Regions from separate parts of the Homo sapiens genome. Here regions 1 and 2 are each linked to region 3. Evidence: chromatin loops called from intact Hi-C (ENCODE). Cell type or tissue: PC-9. All regions are shown on one strand.

The links. Hi-C counts contacts between places; a loop is a spot of excess contacts. Peaks named below come from ENCODE experiments on the same cell type or tissue, not always from the same donor. Only the 100,000 strongest peaks of a DNase experiment are listed, where the experiment ranks them.
Region 1: a loop joins it to region 3, with 8 times the contacts of the local background. A loop is called at or near these places in 14 of 110 quality-filtered maps.
Region 2: a loop joins it to region 3, with 6 times the contacts of the local background. A loop is called at or near these places in 10 of 110 quality-filtered maps.

What each region holds. Positions count from the first base shown.
Region 1 is chr2:11,476,032-11,481,031 of GRCh38, forward strand. No RefSeq gene overlaps it. Among named protein-coding and RNA genes, the nearest start is that of E2F6, 12 kb to the left of the region's middle. In PC-9, CTCF peaks have their summits at 2,096 (motif pointing right) and 2,300; a DNase peak (open chromatin) is centred at 2,080.
Region 2 is chr2:11,685,696-11,690,695 of GRCh38, forward strand. It overlaps a transcript of LPIN1 not described here. Among named protein-coding and RNA genes, the nearest start is that of NTSR2, 18 kb to the left of the region's middle. RefSeq lists an enhancer at 2,216-2,715. In PC-9, CTCF peaks have their summits at 2,911 (motif pointing right) and 3,114; DNase peaks (open chromatin) are centred at 2,256 and 2,686; H3K4me3 peaks cover 1,785 bases; H3K27ac peaks cover 3,659 bases.
Region 3 is chr2:11,129,754-11,134,753 of GRCh38, forward strand. It overlaps CIMIP5 (ciliary microtubule inner protein 5), which reads left to right and starts at 3,375. Exons shown (of 3, transcript NM_001371321.1): 1 at 3,375-3,838. The coding sequence starts at 3,582. It overlaps FLJ33534 (Putative uncharacterized protein FLJ33534), which reads right to left and starts at 2,423. Exons shown (of 9, transcript NR_040080.1): 1 at 2,262-2,423. RefSeq lists enhancers at 29-529, 530-1,030 and a silencer at 79-388. In PC-9, CTCF peaks have their summits at 403 (motif pointing left), 603, 3,020 (motif pointing right) and 3,223; DNase peaks (open chromatin) are centred at 3,038 and 3,288; H3K4me3 peaks cover 1,741 bases.

The DNA of each region.
Region 1 (5,000 bases), 350 kb after region 3:
AAAAATCTCCCTTTCACTCTTGTCTCTCGGCAGTAATGTCCTCTCTTTGGAGACTATCATTGTGTTGGTTTCTCAGATATTCTTGCAGAATATTTATGCAAAAATGTTCATCTACGTTATCCTTCCCCCTTTTAGTGCACTAGTAATGTATTTTTTTCCTTCTTTCAACCTAACAAAATACCTTGCAGATTGCTCTCTGTCAGTGCAATAAATACCTTTCTTACTCTTTTTTTTTTTTTCTGGAGAAGGAGTTTTATTTTTGTTGCCCAGGCTGGAGTGCAGTGGTGTAATCTTGGCTCACTGCAACCTCCGCCTCCTGGGTTCAAGTGATTCTCCTGCCTCAGCCTCCTGAGTAGATGGGATTACAGGCACCCACCACCACACTCTGCTGTTTCGTATTTTTAGTAGAGGCAGGGTTTCACCATGTTGGCCAGGCTGGTCTCGAACTCTTGACCTCAGGTGATCCGCCTTCCTTGGCCTCCCAAAGTGCTGGGATTACAGGCATAAGCCACCACACTCGGCCCTTTCTTACTCTTTTTTATGTCTTCACAGTATTGAATTGTGTGTATACACCATAAATTAACCATGCTGTACCCCAAGACTGGACACTTAGGTTATTTCCGATATTTTGCTACTATAAATAACACTGAATATAGAATAATCTTGTGCAGATGTTACTTCATTTAAGGTTGAGTATTTCTAAAAGATAAATGGCTAGAAATGAACTACCAGGTCAGAGATACATGCATTGGTGATTTTGATCATTGGCAATTGCCAAATTGTCCTCCATAGATTATCCTACCAATTTACCTTAACTCTTTCTAGCAAGAGATAAAGGTATGGAACTATGATAAAGCAAATAAATTTTCACTCAGCTTTTAAGAAACAGCATTGTTCATTTGTATTAACACATTTCTCCAACAAAAGAATCCACATTCTTTTGGATAGAAAGAAGCTCTATATCAAAGGCTGCTAACTGCCAGAACAGTAGTTTTCTTTGCTGGTGCTATTAAAGGTTTTCAATCATTTTAGCTTAAAGTCTGACGTGGTACTGAAATGTATATATGAATTTTGGGACACATTACAATCATTCAAGTATATTATATATGTATATAGGCTGGGTGTGGTGGCTCATGCCTGTAATCCCAGCTACTTGGGATTACTTTGGGAGGCTGAAGCGGGCCAATCGCTTGAGCCAGGAGTTTGAGACCAGACTGGGCAACAAGGCAAAACCCCATATCTACAAAAAATACAAAAATTAGCTGGATGTGGTGGTGCACGCCTGTACTGCTAGATACTTGGGAGGCTGAGGTGGCAGGATCAATTGAGCCCAGGGGACCAAGGCCACAGTGAGCCATGATGCCACCACTGCACTCCAGCCTGGGTGACAGAGTGAGACTCTGTCTCAGAAAACAACAAACACACAACAAAACATGTATATAATGTACCTCGTGTATATTACACACTATCACGTGCCTTAAAGAATGAAATCCCAAGAGGTGTTCTTTGGAGAAAAAGAGAAATCGGATGACGAGGTTAAGTGTGATGGGTACAGACATCCACTGTGATATTGTTTTCTACCCTTTGTGTTTTCTTGTCCTATGTAATTTGTTCTGTAACTGCCATTAGAGATCAAGAAGGTGGTCCTTAAATGTTGCTACACACCTGACAGAAAGGTGTATTTCTATGTATGTTATTGGAACAACAGAGTTTCTTCCCATTCAAACGTTTATATAATTTCATCTTCTTTGGTTATTGGGAGCCCAGGTCTAGTGTGCACCCACACTGCACCCAGATTTTTAAAGAAAGTTCCATCAGAGGTGAATTACTACCTTCTATTCTTGAATTCTATGCAAATACTATCTAGTTTGTTAGATAATGTCTTCTTGATTATTAAATGTTCACGTCTCAGGCACTACCCCATGAACTATATTGGTTGCATCAAATTCATTTTGCCCCCCTGATTCCTTCCTCTGTTTTATCTAATATTTAATGTCAACCAAGATGCTTTTGGTAGTGCTGCTACCAGCTGGTCAATCATTTGCAAATGTGTAGTGAAGTCAAAGTGCTCTCCACCAGGTGGCGCACTTTCACCTTAGGGAGTCCATTGAATGGAGCCCTTGAATTTTGGGTGACCAGTATTCCTGATAAGATCCAGGTGAGGATCTTATCCCCTCCCTTACCCCCTCCCTTGGTGGGGAGAGGGGTGCAGTTGGATTTGAGTTCAAGGTTTCTAATGAGGAAATGCCACATCTAGGCTTCAGATTTACTACTGATCAAGATGGAGTTTAGTATTTCTGGTCTAAACCTCACTCAGAAACAAGCCAAACCCGAACCTTACTGCTATGGGTCAAATTGTGTCCTATTTGTGCCAGGACCCTTCCAAAATTCATATGTTGCAGTTCTAACTGGTACCTCAGGATGTGACCTTATTTGGAGAGAGGATCTTTTCAGAGGTAATCAAACTAAAGTGAAGTAATTAGGGCAAGTCCTGTCCCAAATGACTGGTGTGTCTTTATAACAAGAGGAAATTTGGACACAGATTTGCATAGAGGGGCCAGCCATGGTGGTTCATGCCTGTAATCCCAGCACTTTGGGAGGCTAAGGCGGATGGATCACCTGAAGTGAGGAGTTTGAGACCAGCCTGGCCAGCATGGTGAAAGCCCGTCTCTACTGAAAACACAAAAATTAGCTGGGCATGGTGCTGCATGCCTGTAATTCCAGCTACTCAGGAGGCTGAGGCAGGAGAATCACTTGAACCTGGGAGGCGGAGGTTGCAGTGAGCTGAGATCATGCCACTGTACTCCAGCCTCGCTGACAGAGTGAAGACTCAGTCTAAAAAAAAAAAAAATTTGCATAGAAGGAAGGCAATGTGGAGAGACTCAGGGAGAAAGCCATTTACAAGCCAAGAAGAGAAGTCTGGGACAGATCCTCCCTCACAGCCATGAGAAGGAACCAACCTACTCACATCTCAATGCCGGGCTTCTAGCCTCCAAATGGGAGACAATAGATTTCTATTGCTTAAGCCCCTCCGTCTGGAGCACTTTGTTATAGCAGCCCTAGCAAACGAATGCACCTTCCCATCCACATTTTGGGACAATTTAAGCAAGCTAGGTGGAGGGGTGTGAAAATGTGTGGATGGTAGAAAGAAAAAGGTATGAGAAGTGTTGGGTCTGCACAAAACAGAAATACAGGTGCAAACAGACCATATGTATCCAGCAGAGAACTGTTTGTGCGACAAAGCGTGTTTGTGGGTGAGAGTATGGATATGTGTGAAAAAGAGCCATGTGTATGCTTGAAGCACGAGTACTGCATGCATTTAAGGAAGTAGATATGTGTACGGAATCAACATGCATAGCACATGCACCGTTACGTAAGACACGTAAGGGGGAAATGTGTGTGAGAATGTGTATGTGTGAGGGAGAGAACAATGTGTGTGTGTGTGTGTGTGTGTGTGAGAGAGAGAGAGATTCTTTAGGATAATGCTGGCAAAGACACAAAGGTCAGAAGAGAGCCACCTCTAACTGCTTTGCCCACCCCGCCGTTTTTGGGGAAGGCCTCTGCTTATTGAATGGGCTTGGAGAGAGACGGCTCCTTTGCAAGTTACAGGTTGGCCACCAAAGTTTTTTAGCTCGGCCCCATTCTTGTCAACATTTTAAACCGGGCTAATTCAGCTCATTTAAGAAACTATCTTGAAATGACTTTTCCAAGTTTTGGTTCAAGTTCAATAAAGACATAAAACAAGTGGGTCAGGTTCCAGGAAAAACATAATCATTTGTACTTGTGTGCTTGTATTTAAATCAATGAACTAGGAGCGGGGAGGTGATTCATTAAATAAGAAAATAATAAACAACTTTTCATCGAATCTCATTTGTTTTCTTAGCTGAGAAAAGAATTACATTAATTAGTTCTACCAACTAATGAATTCTTAGTTGGTAGGAGTTTATGCATTTCTAAAATTCATTATAGATATTCAAAAATAGGATTAAATGGTTTCTCTCAAAGTCATTGTATTAATTAGTTAAGGTATGGGACATCTTCCTAGGAATTTTTCCCTCAGTGTAACATCATATTCATTTTGATTCTTCTGTTGAGCCAAATTACACTTTTGTCATGATTGAAAGATTGCCTATTTAAAGAAAGGAATTCATTTATGTAATGAATTATTCTATAGCAGGAGTGGGAAATCTAACTATAGCCCAGGGGCCAAATCCATTCAGTTGACTAACTTTTGCTTTTTATTTTTGTTTTACAGTCCAAGTAAGTATATTTTTACATTCTCAAAAGGTTACATTTAGGTGGGGAGCAGGGGCTCGTGCCTGTAACCCCAGCATTTTGGGAGGCTGAGGCAGGATAATTACTTGAGGCGAGGAGTTCCAGACCAGCCTGGGTGACAAGAGCGAGACCCCCTATCTCTAAAAAAAAAAAAAAAAAAGTTACATTTTAAATGGTTTATGTAAGCCTCAACTCTGCATCCTAGAAGGCAATGCCTAAAATATTGGCCTCTTGCCGTTTAAGAAAAATTTGCTGACCTCTGTTCTATGGGATTTTATCTGCTTGGTAAGACACAGCTGTCAAAACGTAAAGAGGAAAAAATGTAAGGACATTTTTCACAGTGATTATTGGTTTAGCAGTTGCAGTAAGTAACCCAAACCATAGAGCAGACATTTGGGCTAATGTTAATTCAACATCATTATTCTGCACGTTTTTACTAGAGTGGCTGAAATGAGCTATACCCTAGAAAGATAAATGCAGTTCAAGAATGCTCACTGCAGTCTTCTTTATAATCTCAACTCAAATGTCTATCAACAGAAGAATGTATATATGACTTGTGCCCTACTCATACAACGGAATGCTATTTAATAGTTAAAATGAATAAACTAGAGCTATATGGATGATCAGATGGATCTTATAATCTTGAGCAAAACAAGACAAACCGACCGGGTTACAGAATGAAACAGGAACACACAGGAAGTTGTAAAAATCTTCTGTATGACTTA
Region 2 (5,000 bases), 560 kb after region 3:
TGCCTATGGCAGAGCTAAGACTAACAGTCACTTCCTGATTTCCCATCGAGGAATGTGTGTAAACTCAGGTACCATTTTGAACTTCCCTTTGCATTTAGATTTGGAATACACTTGGTCTTGTTTCTCGTTCCAGAGATTTCCCTCTGTTTCTCTTTTCTCAGCCCTTCACATTCTCCCCGTGCCTCTGCTTATCCAACCCCATTTCTTCTTTTGGGGTTGCATTCAATTGATAGAGCACTTGGACATCCTGGGAGACAGATTGCCACCACCAATGTCCAGTGACCCTTCCAGGCCTTGTGTAAGTGCAGCCTTCTCCAGCCGCCTGGAAACCCCCCAGCTGGTGGGATACCTACATTCTCAACCACACAGCAGCTCGCTTTTAGAATTTGGCCCCTACTTTCCATTGTGGTTATGTTGGGATGGGCCACTGGCACACAGCAAGCGCCTGGAACTTGCTGAAGAAACAGATGCAGGAATGAAATGACCAGGTGAGCGTGCCTAGGTCTTTGGTGAGCTTTGGCCTGTTCTGGGCTTCATCAATGTGCTGAGGATCCCCGACCCCGCTTTTGGCACTTATCATGTGATCACCCACAGCCCCTGGGCTGTCCCTTTGAGAAAGCCCTGCCCAGCGTGGGTGGGATGTGCCTGGAGAAGGGGGAACCAGAAAGTGGGTGGGCCCAAGAGCAATCAAGAGGTGCTCTGTAGTTAGCCCCCAGGGTGAAACAGGAGAGGAGGGCTAGAACGCTGGGTTGGACGGACTCCGGGAAAGATGGAGGCTGGTGGGGAAGGACGGTGCTGGAGGGTCTGGCACACCTGAGGCCTGTGTGTATTGGCCCTGGACAGAGGTTGTGTGGTGACTTTTGTGGATGGGTTGTCCTCGTTTAAAGGGACAGGAACAGGGTGGGTAGCCATGGCCTGGGCACCACGGGCAGAGCACACACCCGCGGGAAAGAGCACTCTCCTTCTCATGCGAGCGAGCAACGAGATGCCTGTGGCTGTGTTCCGAGGGGGTCTGACGCTCACCTTCTGCTCTCATCACTCCTATGTGAGGACCCATGAATACGCCCCTCACAGTGTTTGCAGTTGGAATGTGTGTCCATTAGTGATTAATCGATATGGGTCCTTTTGTGGGTAAGTAGAGCCCAGGCACTCACCTTTCCTCTTCTGCCCCAGCTGCTGGGGGCAGAGTTTTGTTTGGTGCTCAAAGGCAGGATTATCTGTGGTCTAGATTTCAGGAATCATTCTCTCCACTCCCTCCCAGCATTCTGAATCCTGCTCCATGTCATAGCTTTTGATCCTTTTTTTTTTTTTTTTTTTTTTTTTGAGATGAGGTCTTGGTGCGTTGCTGAGGCTGGAGTGCAGCGTGATCACAGCTCACTGCAGCCTCGAATTCCTGGGCTCAAGTGGTCCTCCCACCTCAGCCTCTTAAGTAGCTGGGACAACAGGTACACACCATCATGCCCAGCTAAGTTTTAATTTTTTTGTAGAAATGGGATCTTGCTCTGTTGTCCAGGCTGGTCTTGAACTACCGTCTTCAAGTGATCATCCCAAAGTGCGTGAGCCACTGGGCCTGGTCCTGATCCTGATCTGTTTTTAAACAATTCTATTACCCAGTTTTGTTTTTCATCATGCTTCTTGAGATCCTTCTAGGCCTTGATAAAGTATATAAGAAAATAATACTGAAAGTTTGAAATAAATACGACTGTGAGACTCTTGTAAGTTGCTCTGCGGCTGGGCTCAGGGAGGGGCAGGCGGATGTGATATCTCCTATAGCATGGACAGCAAGGCAGGGACAGGGGGCTTTGTCTCTGAACTTGGGAAGAGTTTGTTATTACTAGGATGAAGAGAATGAGACTCTGTAGAGGGGAGAATTGCATTTAGTAGGAGAGAAATACAGAGAATCTGAACAGTTCAGAGAATCTGGCTCTATCCCTGACCAAGTGGTTTTGACCAGGCCTGCAATACATTTGTAGCAATGACACCTTCCCCATAGGGCTGTCCATAGACTGCGTGAGACCCTGTGTGGATGCTGCAAGCACAGGGGTGCCCTCAAAAGTAGCCAAGCTCACCAACACTCACGGGGGAGGCAGCATTGGAGACCAGCCTTATCAGGTGGGTGGCTTGTGACATGCACTTTTATTAAATGAGGCCATGGCAGGGCCGCAGCTAAGTCTCTGCAGTTTATGGTCTGCATGGTGTGCTGGCCGAGAGGACACCGGGGGCTGAAACCCAACCTGTGCTTGACTCATCACGCCCTCCGGGCTCTGGGACTGAAGCTGGCTGGGACATTGAAGGGGAAAGGGCACCTTGTTGAAATTTGTCCACCCAGAGGTCCTCTTTGTTAATTCTGCCTGGAGGGACTCTGAGTGTCAGTGGTGGCCCAGGGAGTTGAGCCTCTCCATAGTTCTCAATGCTTCACTCTCCGACGCGGAATTCTTGTTATAGCTGAAAATATCTGCAGGTCCCTGTCTATAAATGGAATAAGAATGGAGCAACTGCTGGAGATAAAAGGACGGAGAGCTTGGAGCCCTCCCTTCTCAAGCTTCCTTTCTTTTTCCTACATCAACCCTGCCACCTCCTTGCCAGCTCCACCCTCCCTCTCCCCACAGTCACCCCAGGGCTCCTTGCAACATCCTTTGAAACTCCTAGAGGAAGTAACCTCCCAGAGCTACCACTCTGGAGTTGCAGGCTAGAATTCTTTTCAGAGCAGCACGGAGTAACAGTCTTCAGACTTCAGGACTGAGACTCTCTGCATGGCAGTGGCTGGGAGGATCCAGTTTCCACGCCCTGCTGTATTTTTCAGGCCCCGCCTGTTCCTCATTTACCCCGTAAAAGTGCAGCCCTTCGCAGAAACATCTTGCGGTCGCTCGGGTCCCGGTGTCCTGGCCCAGAAATACCCTCTAGAGGGCGCTGTCACGCTGAGACCCGGGACAGGACGCACCGGCGCGAATCAGGGCCCCTCGCCACAGGGGAGTGTTGACAAATGGAAAATGAGTTAATACATACAACATTTTCAGCCGATAATAAGAGAGTTTTGTTGAAATTCTTGAGTGAATTCTCTTTATCTAAGGATAAGGTGATTTGAGTTTCAAAACAGTTCAAAATAAAGGAGAAAGGGACTTGGCTAGTCGGTTTCTTCACCTGATTTGACCCAGGCAGAAATTGAGTTATTAATAGCCATTTGATAGGCACTTCGCAGTTAATGGTGAAGCAAGACGGGATCAAGTTCTAGTTTCTACCCAATTAGAAATGCCCACTGGGTGAGAGGTCACCAGATACAAAGAAAAGGAACAGCAAGTCTTCTATGCTGAACACTGAATTTGAGCAGCCGACTTGTATAATGGTATTTTGCAAACACGACTTATTCCAAATTTATGGATAATTCGAAGTGCTTCGAAAATGAACAATGTCCAGGTTGATTATTGTTTTTGTTTACCGAGTGCTCTCTCTCCATGCCAGGGCCCTATGAGACATTTTCCATATTTTGTCCTACCGATCCTTGTAAGAAACACACAGGTGATTCTTAGCCTCAGTTTACACATGGAGGAGCTTTGAGAGATTAATGAACTGCCCTGGTCGTTTCAAAGTATTCTGATTTTTTCGCATGAATTGCTGATGGCTAAGGCTTTGCCATCTGGAAGTTCTACAATGGACTTTTGAGGCTTAGTATATTTGTCTTCAATATCATCTTGTTGGTTTTAGACCTGACGAGGTCCTTTCAGATTTTGATTTTGTTATCCAACATACTGATTTTGTGACTTTTAAAAATCTGACTGACTTGCTTTCTTTTCTTGACTTCTGTTGAATTTATAATTTTAAAATATAATTTTTCTATCCTCTTTTCTGTTTTTGCTCAGTTAATTCCATAATCACAGAACAAAATTATATTCTTTTAGTGGTTCTCCTTAGCTTTTGAAAACATACCTATAGGCTGGGCATGGGGGCTCATGCCTGTAATCCCAGCACTTTGGGCCGAGGCAGGCAGATTGTCTGAGGTCAGGAGTTCAAGATCAGCCTGGCCAACATGGCGAAACCCCATCTCTACTAAAAATACAAAAAAATAGCTGAGTGTTGTGGCGGGTGCCTGTATTCCCAGCTACTTGGGAGGCTGAGGAGGGAGAATCTCTTGAACCCGGGAGGTGGAGGTTGCAGTGAGCCAAGATCGTGCCATTGCACTCCAGTCTGGGTGACAGGGTGAGACTCTGTCTCAAAAAGAAAAGAAAAGAAAACATACCTGTATAACAAATATTGTCTAACACAGTTTGAATTTATTTATTACTTCTATACTCCTGCCAAACAGGGCCTAGGCCTCAGCTCACTTTGAAAACCATTGGGTACACCCTTATTTTATTAGTCTTGTCCAGAGTTTTAGTTTTTGTTTTAAAGAAAACCTAAAAATTTCAGTTATTGTTTTCAGTAAAAAAAAGAAAAATGTTAATTATAATATGTCCAACCTCTTGTATCTTTATCTACACTTTTTGCATCCCAAACCTTTTGTCTCAGTTCATGATTTCATGGTTCTTCTAGGGACTGTCTATGGAAGACAAATTCCTTTAGTTTTTGTTTATCTGAAAATGTATTTTTTTTTGCACTTTCTTTTCTTGAATGGTGGTTTAGCTCATTATAAAATTATAGGTCAACAGTTGCTTTCCCTCAATATTTAAAAAAGCATTAGTCTTCCATGAGACATTTAAATATTATCCTTTGCCATGTGTGCTCTGTGTTTCACTGTAATGTGTAGGTGTAGATTTATTTTTATTTACTCTTCTTAGTGTTCAGAGTCTGCTTTTTTACTCATCACTCGTTCATCAATTTTGGAAGATTCTCAAACATCTTTTCAACAACTTCTTCTTTGTGATCTCCTTAATTCTCCTTTCTGGCACGATTAGACACAAATTTGAACCTCACTGTATCCTCCATGCCTCCTAGCTGCTGTTTTACTTCTTTCTTAATCTCTTTGACTTGCTGTGCCTGCTGGATGCTTCCTTACTATATTTTAC
Region 3 (5,000 bases):
GTGCGCGTGCGGGAAGGAGAGAGAGGGTGGTAAAGCCAACGTTTTCATCCAAAAAGCAGAGGCTTACGGGACAAAGGGGACGGAAAATATCCCCTGCAAATTAAAAAATGCAGACACACATTTCCCCTGCCTTCGCCTCCCACGGACCCGCCCCTTCAGCTCCTTCCCTCGCGCTCCCAAGCTCCGGGGCCCCTGAGCCCTGCGCCGGCGGAACGGGGCGGAGCTCGCGACCCTCCCTCGTCCGCCGACCCGGGAAGGGGCGGGGGCCTACAGGAAGTGGGCGGGGCTGGCTCGCAGGGCGGAGCCTCGCCTCGCTCTGTGCATCGCAGGTGTGCTTGCTCCCGGGCTGGTGGGGCCACCCTGTGGCTGCCTGGGCTGGAACGTTCTGCCTCGCCCAGCTGAAGGCCCTAAACTTGCTACGCCTTTTGGGGTGAGGAAAACCCAATAAAAGACAACTCCAGCAACCTCCCAAACGCAGGGATTCTTGTGCTCCCCTGGAAAGTCTCAGATAAAGTTAGACCACAAAATGTGGGTGTGCCCTGAGCCCTCGCTCAAGGGCACAGAGCAAGTCACTGGCAGAGCAGGGACTGGAACCCGGTGTCCTGATCCCCAGGTGAGGCCAGCCTCAGAGCTGGCGGGAGGGGCAGGGCGGGGTTGGTCCTCCCAGGCTGGGGCGCAGTGAGGCTCACCCAGAGTGAATTTGGATGTTTTTCCAGGCAGAAGGACATGTAAAAAGAGACTGGCAGTGACTGACCTGGACTGGCAGGTGAGTTTTTTTTTCCCCCTCAACATTTTATTTTGAAATTTTTCGGACATACAGAAAAGTTGAAAGAATGGTAGGGCAGACACCCAACATATGCCCACCCATACGCCCACCACCTAGATTCTGCAGTTACGTTGTATTGTATTTGCTTTGTCACACATCAGTCCAGCCCTCTATCAACTCTCGGTCTGAAATGGTTTTTAAATTACATTTTAATTTTTAAAAACCAACCTCCAGCCGGGCGCGGTGGCTCACACCTGTGATCCCAGCGCTTTAGGAAGCTAAGGCAGGTGGATCAACTGAGGTCAGGAGTTCGAGATCAGCCTGGCCAACATGGTGAAACCCTGTCTCTACTAAAAATACAAAAGAAATTAGCTGGGTGTGGCGGTGCACACCTGTATTCCCAGCTACTCGGGAAGCTGAGGCAGGAGAATCGCTTGAACCTGGGAGGCAGAGGTTGCAGTGAGCCAAGATCATACCACTGCACTCCAGCCCCAGCAACAGAGTGAGACTCCGTCTCAAAAAAAAAAAAAAAAAAATCCGTTGAACTATTCAGCCTCTACATACATCAGGAACTCAATCAGTTGTGATGGTTTGTCACAGATGCCCTTGCTGGCCTTTTTTGCCCTGGTCCCTGTGTCTGGAGCCTGTGGCCAGGGCTGGAGGTATCTGAGCAAACTGCATGGCTGTTCCCAGCTGCTCAGGGCCACAGCCTGCGGTCAGCCTGACAAAGCCTCCCAGGACACACAGCAAGGACCCCCCAGGACACACCGTCCTCTCTAAAGACACTCACGGGATGCCTTCTGGGGGTTCAGGGAAGCCAGAACCGCTGCTCCTTGGGCATGGCAGGAACCTGTCGTCGCAGTGCAGGGAGCACAGACACCTCCACGAAAACAGCACTCAGAAAAGCCTGACCCAGGGTCCTAGCTCACAGAGGCCCACCCCGCCGCACTCCTGCTGTGCTCATCTTTACCAGGAAAATTTAAGTCACTAGATGCCACCCTGTGTCATCCCAGCTCCAAGGGGAGGAACAGAGGAGAGACAGAGTCCCAGGCCTGCAGCTCTGATTTTAGACTAATGTTTTTCCAAAAGGTCCCATCCCTCAGCTCCGTCCTCATGCAAGTGTGGGAAGACGAAGCTGGCAGCTCTTTCTGGCCTGGCTCTCAGCCCTGTCTTCTCCACGCCAGCCCTCCGCCCGAGCCCAGTAGGGGCTTCGTTGCCACTGCTCACCCACACCACGCCATGGCAATGGTGACCTCACCTGTTTTTTGCCCCTGTCCTGATGGTTCTGTTCCCTGCAGCTCCCTTGGGGCTCACAGCCCATCGGTATCTCCCCACTGGGTGCAGGATACCGTGGAAAATACCCCGGGGCCTGCCCCCATGTGCCCTGCCACCCCCGTCCTTGTCTCCTCCCCCACATCTCCCAAAATACCAGGCTCTCTCTTGCATCCAAGCTTTTGTGGTCACCCCAGTTTTTCTACCTGGCAAGTCCTTTCACCTGTGAAGTCCCAACTCCTTGCTGCCTCCCTCATAGAAGCAGAATCCAGCAGGGGCACACAGGACTGGCTACAGTGCGAGCTCAGTGGTTCACTGGCTGCCCTGCTGCCCTGCACCCCGGGCACTCTGCGCAGGCCTCTATTCGTCAGGGCTTTGTCTGCACTTAGCTCTTCCCTTACAAAGATAGGAAGCAGCGCGCCAGCTGAATGGACCCACAGAGAAGCTGCGTGGAAGGAACTGTGAATCTGCCAGCACCTACCGGAACAGCACAAAACTCAGAGAACCGGAAGCAGAGAGTGCAGGAGGCAGAAGTGATGAGAGCAGCGGGCGTCCATGGAGCTCAGCTGAGCCAGACCAGGAGAGGCTGCCACGGAGGGAGCCTGGTTGTACCCAGTTAGAGCAGAAACAGGGCTGAGGGCTCGGACCATAAGCCCTCAGATTCTCACTGTTCCTTTCAGCTGGTGACTGACTGTGTGACCGTGGGCGGTCACTTAATCTTGCCGGTAAGGGCCTCAGTTTCCTCATCTGTAGAATGGCGTTGGAAAGGCATGGCTGGGAGGTCTCAGATAAAGCAGAGTGCTGTGTGAACGCTCTGGGTTTGCAGACAGAGTGGATGTTCCTAGTGCATTGCACTCATTTTCCTCGCCCAACATAAGCTCATGACTTCCGCCATCGTTCCCAAACAAGCAGGAAGCTTCACACTGATGCCTGATCCACAATTCCCAAAGCGCCCTCAGGGCCACCATTTCTTGCGAGCCTCGCAGCATCCACGAGGGGGCAGCACAGGACTAACATCGCCCCACGGCCTGACGGGCTGCCGGAAGCAAGTGCAATAATGGTGGGGGTGGCCCCCAGGAGCCCCAGCTTTGCTCCCTCCCCCTCCCCCACCCTGTGCGGAGGACTCCGGCCTTGGGGTAGGGGGCTGCTGAACTGGGCGTGGCATCTAGTCAGGAACTCTCTGCCCCCCAGCCCTAGGGCTCAGATCACACACACACACACACACACACACACACACACACACACACACACGGGGCCCGCCCCTTTCCTAGGAGCTGTCCGTTCCCAGGACAACAGTCAACACAGCACAGGCGGGAGTTCAAAACGAAACTGGGCTCAAATGCTCTCCCCAGCCCGGAGAGCCCTGTCCCCATCGGCCACTCTGAGCTCGAGGCCTAAAGGGACAGTGAGGAGGACCCTGCCCAGGCTCTCCCGGGGTTAGGAGGGACAGAGTGTTCCAGGAGGAGGTTTGAGCTGAGCTCAGGCACAGGTCTCTCTCTCTCTCTCTCTGACACAAGCGCACACACACACACACACTTGCACCATGGGGAGCCACCCCACCCCTGGGCTCCAGAGAACCACATCAGCTGGGTACCGATTGCCCCCCACCAGGCCACCAGCCTCGGTCTCCCCAGCTGCCCGGGGTGGCCCTATGGCCAGCAGGGGTCTTGCTGGTGGCTGCCAGGCCCCCCAGGCTCTGAAGGCGCAGCGGGTGGCTCAGGGAGCTGCCTGCGATGGCGTGCAGCAGGACCAGCTGTGGCGGGAGCTCCTGGAGGCCGAGCGGCGGGGCCAGCAGCGCTGGTGAGTACCTGCCCTCCCTTTTCCACCCTGACTCCGCAGCCTGACTGCAAGTTGGGGAAGGTTTTGGAGAAAGGGAGATGGGAGGGCAAATGATCTGGCTGAGGGACAGAGGGCATGGCATGCCCGGGGGAAGGTGGGTCACCAGCCCAGCCCAGAGCCAGACCCGAGCCTGAGCCTAAGAAGCGAGGAAGATGGAAGCCAAGACCAGATGCCGCTGGGTCAGAGCAGCCCCACCTCGTTCATTCCGACTGCGACGCGGCCGGTAATCCCTTGAGCTGGAGCCTGCTGGCCTAGTCTGGGTTAGAGGAGCTGGCTGTCTGACCTGACTCGGGGAAAGGATGCTCCTTCATGCATTCATTCAACCAAAAATACCCATGAGCCGCTCTGAAACGAGACCAGACTGCAACAAGGGACTAGACAGACCTGGCCATGGCTCCACCGAGCCTTCATACTCAGGACAGGGCAGCCAAAAAGCAAGCAGAGAAGCAAACAAGTACAAATCTGTATGAAGTGTGACCAGCGGTAAGAAGGAAACAGTTCAGGGTCGGGGGCAGAGCCGGCTGAAGGCCTCTCTGAGGAGGAGACATTTAAGCTGAGACATGAAATAGGAGAAGGAGCCAAGAGTTTGATGTATCTAAAAAACAAAACAAAGAATTCGTGTAGCTGAGGCACAGGGAGTGAGGAAGGCCACAGGATGAGGGGGAGCAGCGGGGGCCACCCCAGCCCTTATAAAAGTCTGGATGCATTTTTTCCAAAGGAGACACCATCCAGGATTTTAAGCGGGAACATGGCATGATCTCGATTACATTTTTAAGTGAGCAGCCTGATAGATTCTAGGATGCATTCATCTTGCACCACTGAAACTTCATACCCGTTGATTAGCAACGCCCCATTCCCCCTCCTCCCAGCCTCTGGCACCCACCATTCTAGTCTTTGCTTCCAGGAGTCTATTTTCAGTGCCTCATAGAAGTGGAATTGTGCAATATTTGACTTTCCATGTCTGTTTTGTTAGTATCCTGTCCTCCAGGTTCATCCATCTTGTTGCATATCGCAGAATTTCCTCCCATTTTAAGGGTGAATGTATATATGTGTGCAGTTTCTTTATTCATTTGTCAATGGACTTTTAGGTTGCTTCCACATTTGACTATTATGTGTAGTGCTA